2 separate regions of the Homo sapiens genome follow, and region 1 is linked to region 2. Evidence: chromatin loops called from intact Hi-C (ENCODE). Cell type or tissue: CD4-positive, alpha-beta T cell. All regions are shown on one strand. Region 1 has its middle 44 kb from the start of LINC00392. Region 2 overlaps KLF12 (KLF transcription factor 12).

Region 1 (2,500 bases), 190 kb after region 2:
TCCTATAGTGCTGGCATTCATATCTGGCATAACCAAAATTCTGTCTCTTATTTAATATTCCTTCAAAGCTTTAAACCTAAGTATTTTCTTTTCCTTTGTATGATGCTGGAGCTTGTTGTGATTTTTAAAAAATATCTGGAAACATTTCCTTCCACATCAGAAACTCAAGTTTGCAAGAAATCCCTTTGGGAGCCTTGAAATGTTTATTTGAAGGGCAGACAGGAGGGACTGACAACACTGGACCTCCTGTCCACCCAGTCCCTGTGTGCATCTGCGGGAGAAGGGATGAGGTTGGAGTGAGGAGACTGGCACTGATTCTTCACCCAGACCCTCTGAAGCCCTTACCTGCCTGACATCCTCTTTCCTCTCTAGTGAGGTACGACCTCACTGCTCTCATTAGTAAACAGGCTGCTCTTCTCCAAGCTTTCACTTTCACAGTGAACAGGAGACAGCCTCTACTGCTGGGTTTCTTGTACAGGCTGACTTGACCTTCCAGGAAAAATGTAAAAACAAAAACCAAAATTGTAAAGAGGTTTGGGGGAACACAGGGTGGTTCAATAAGACGGGTGCCTGTATTAGTCCACGGAATAAATTTCTGCACAATCCACTCCACCTAAAGGAAGCTATAAAAACCTTATGATTCCCCAGGAGACCCTAGATCCAGCCTAGCCCTGCCCCTAACTAGCTATGTGGCTTTGCACAAGTAACTTCTCCAGGTCTGAGTTTTCAGGTAAGTCAGAGATGAAAGGGACTATGGGATCTTCAGGCCCAACTCCCTGCTATTTCTAGTGTGGAAATAGAAGATTGGAGGAGCCGAATGACCTGGCAAGGTCACGGTTAGTTAGAGGCGGGTCATCTGACTCTCCATAAAACTTTTTTTTCCACCACATCATACAGTTTCTCTCACGTGTAAAACTTGACTGGGGAGTGGGGAGAAGATGGCAGTTAGGAGGAGAGGAGGGGAACAGTTGTGAAAGTTTCTTGAAGTTTTCATGCTGTGCAGCATCCACGGCTGTGGGAAGCTAGGTTGATGCATGTTCAGAGCAGCCACTTCTAATGCCTCCATTTCCTCCTCACTTGTCTCCTCCCCGTCTCTTTCCCCCTCCCTTCCACTTTTTCTCCACACCTCATCACTGTTTTCTTCTTTATCATCTCCCTGTTTCTTTTCTATTCTTCATGATTCTGAGTTAGGAAATACCTTACCAGCAGGTATAGTTTATTGTGCTTTTTGCTTTTTTTTCTTTTCTTTTCTTTTCTTTTTAAGAAAAGGTCTCACTCTATTGCCCAGGCTGGAATGTGGTGGAATGTGTGGCTGCAATCACGGATCTCTGCAGCCTTGAGCTCCTGGACTCAAATGATCTTCCCATCTTAGCCTTCCAAGTAGCTGGGACTACAGGCACATGCCATCACACATCACACATCTCCCAACTTTTTTGTAGAGATGGGGTCTCACTATGTTGCCCAGGCTGGTCTCAAACTCCTGGGCTTAAGCGATCCTCCCACCTCAGCCTCCCAAAGTGCTGGGATTACAAGTGTAAGTCACCATGCCTGGTCTTTTGCATACTTTATTTTCTTTAGGAGAAAAATATGAGAGCTAGCCAATCAGTAAATAGAAATTATGTCCCTTCAAAGACAAAGTGTTTCCAAAAAAAAATTTTAGGAAGATGGAATTAGATGAAAAAAAAAAAGATCTTGTTTTATATTTTTGGGCTTTAGAGGTTAAATCATTTCTATAGAAGGGTGTGCTAGAAAGAAAAGTTAGAAGGCTTGCTTCTGGAAAATGCAGCATTCTAATTCAAGTGTTGTCTGAGAAGAGAAAGCAGAGAGTACTCATTGTACTAATGTGAAAAAGATGAATGACACCTAAATGGGTTTTCTTTGCATCACAGACCACAGTTAAGTGTTTTACATGCATTTGTCACTGCTATTAATGTAATCACATAAAACTTTCTCTTGTTCTCAAGTGCTTTTAAAGTGAGCTATTTGAGCTTTTGATTCTGCAGGTTTTCCTTCTCTTTCAAAATTAGCAAAGGTAATATGTAAGCCCTGAAACTTTTTTTTTTAAATGTAAGAGCAGAAGTAAAGAAAAGAGTATGGTAGTTGCTTGGGTAAATTGAGAACCGTGGCGTATCTTTCATGGGCTGTTGCCCGTAATTGTAATAAAAATATCCTGAGAGGATCATAAAGGACATTGCAAGTGTTTTCTGAATGATATATTAGTACCAGATCATCTATGCAGGCCGTCTGCACAGCCATTCTTCTCCTGTTGTATTTTCCCTCTGACTGAGGAACTCCTGGCCGCCTCAGGGAGAGACTCCCTGCTGTGCCCCCGACAGCAGGAAAATCTTGGGATGGACACAGGGTAGTCATGGGCTTTGCTTTGGCATGGTTTCTGGAGCTCACAGAGTTCTAACTATGTCAGAGGCATGGGAACCAGAGCAACTCCATCTTGAATGGGGCTGGGTAAAATGAGGCTGAAACCTACTGGGCTGTATTCCCA
Region 2 (2,500 bases):
CGTTCAAGGAAAAAACCCTAAGACATGATCCGAGAGGCCTCCATTCAGATAGGTCTTAATTCTTTAAACAGTAGCCAGAATCCACCTAGCTCTCCTGTTTCCAGCTCACATTTCTCTGCCTCACAGTTAAATCTAAATGTCCTTGTGAAATACCTGCCCAAAACCAAGATATGTCAAATCCATTCATCCACTTAGCAGAGAGATAGTTACTATGTGCAGTCATGGCTTCCTTGAACTATTATCAGTCAAATAACATTATTTTTAGAAAGAAAAAAAGTGAAATTTGGTTGATTTTTCTGTAACTAGTTCAAAATGAGCCCATCCTGACTTCTGATTTATAATTATGTATAAGATTTTGTAACAGTGTTCAAAATGAAATCAAAACTATTTCTATAGGGAATCAGGTTGGTTTGCATGCTCTTAGTAAACATCTTCTTAGCCTTACCTTTGCTTCAGGCATATTGAGTAAGTTACTTGTGTGTGACCAACAATTAATTTGGAATTTGGGATTATACCAGTTGACTTACGAGAGCCATGCACGCTATGGGAGGGGAGTAAGTATCAGTGAGAAACTTGCTTTGAGAAAGTTAATTTTGCCTTTAATGCTTCATCTTTTTGTACCATATAAGTACCTGATCAGTCATCTTTTTATTTACAACTTAGTAACTTAAACATATTTGTAGGTATTTGAAAGAGGTACATTTTCTAGATATTAGCAAAGAATTTAGAATAGAAAAAGAAATGCTGAGGAGTGCCTTTCTAAATTAAAAATAAGTATATTTTCATGAGTGTACAGTTTAGATAATAACACGAAGATGTGACCAAGTATTTTTGAATGAGTTTATTAATGCCTGCTTGTGCTTAATCATTTAAGGCATGTCAAAAAAAGGAAAAAATATATCTCAGCCATCACATACACATTATTGTCAGCAGGTTAATTATTTATATCCACTGTCTAAATTGTGGGTCTCTGTACATGAAGCAGTTTACAGAGTATTTAAATAAATATGCATATTCACAAATAAATATTAGTACTTAAATGAGTATGCATTGCCATTTAAATTAATATGGTCATTTAAATATGTGCTATACAAAACAATTATGCACTATGGATTCCCTCACGTTAAGAGTTCTATTGCTTATTAACTGATTTGCATTTGAATTTTAGAAGAAAATAATTTTGTGAATTTGGTTTTGCCTTTTAGAATTCTCACTATTTTCTAAAAAATAAATGCTCTAGTAATTTCTACAATGCAGTAAAAGCAAGTAACATTCAGGCATCAGTGATTCCTACAGCCACTAGATGGTGCACCAGAACCAGATGTTGGGTCTAGTCTAGAAGAGGGTCTGAAGAGAAACTAGAACTCTAACAGTATGTATGACATGACATTAAAATGGAACAATGACACTGACATTATCAGTGTTCTGCAGAATATTACAATTTAATGATGAATTTTTTAAAAGGCAAAATAAAGATAAAATCAAATTTTTTTTGCAAAGGAATTACAATATGTAAAAATAGTCTGTTCAAATGAATCTGGAAATATTTTCTATCCCCAATTGACATACTGTTCTCTGATAAATTTGTGAGGCCCAGTAGGTAATCCTGTATAATATTCATTTTAATTCATATGAAAGCCATACACCTCTAACCTTAAAAATTAGTAAACTTAAGGTAGTCACATTTCTTAGGAATTATTCATATCTGAATTTTGTACATTAAGGAAGTTTATTCATATAGACACTTAAAAATATTAAGCAATTCTGATTTAATGGTTTCCAGAGTATGATCTTCCCTACCTTTATGAAACCACACATTATTTAATAATTTTTCTCTTGATGAATGAAGTCTCTGTAATTAATATCAAATACTATTACATGTTTATTCCATTAATTATATTTGATTACATATTTGGAATGCACACACACATATGTACACACGCCCCTCCACACATAGCGATCCTAAATGATTGCAGATTCTGTCTTTTCTCACTTTCTTACTTGCCTCATCATTTCTTGCTGCTATTCCAGTATTTCTTGCTTCTAATTTGAATCTTCATCTTCATTTACTGGATGAGATTCTGAAGTGGTTTGAGGATATTCCTACAAAGAAAATCAGGGGCTTTGTGACAGCTGTGCATCCTGGTGGCCTTTTGTTCGCAGGTGCTTGTGGTTGCTAGATCTTAACTTCAGACGAGTGAGTGCTGCTGTTCATGACTTCACATCTGTATTCATTAATTAAATAGCTCATTCCACATAAAGCTCCATTTCAGACCCCCCCATCTAGGTTCCTTGTTAGATAAAGCATAGTGCTTAGTGATGCCAAGATAATAAATCATTTAAGAGCACACTGACATTTTTCAAGGAAAAATCCTCTCCCCGTAAGTTGTTTGTAAGTCCTGATCAAATAGCTCATGAATATGAGCTATATTGGTAACTGCTGAGACATTAGAAAATATAATAGAAATATCACCAAACTTGAAGTCCAGAGACAAAAGTT

What was found. A loop is a pair of places that touch in the nucleus more often than their neighbours do. Peaks named below come from ENCODE experiments on the same cell type or tissue, not always from the same donor. Only the 100,000 strongest peaks of a DNase experiment are listed, where the experiment ranks them.
Region 1: a loop joins it to region 2, with 2.6 times the contacts of the local background. A loop is called at or near these places in 5 of 110 quality-filtered maps.

What each region holds. Positions count from the first base shown.
Region 1 is chr13:73,519,306-73,521,805 of GRCh38, reverse strand. No RefSeq gene overlaps it. Among named protein-coding and RNA genes, the nearest start is that of LINC00392, 44 kb to the left of the region's middle. In CD4-positive, alpha-beta T cell, no CTCF peak of the experiment used is centred here; DNase peaks (open chromatin) are centred at 385 and 1,035; H3K4me3 peaks cover 1,020 bases; H3K27ac peaks cover 1,455 bases.
Region 2 is chr13:73,707,385-73,709,884 of GRCh38, reverse strand. All of the region lies in intron 7 of KLF12 (KLF transcription factor 12), which reads left to right. Among named protein-coding and RNA genes, the nearest start is that of LINC00393, 47 kb to the right of the region's middle. In CD4-positive, alpha-beta T cell, CTCF peaks have their summits at 1,085 and 1,290 (motif pointing right); a DNase peak (open chromatin) is centred at 1,324.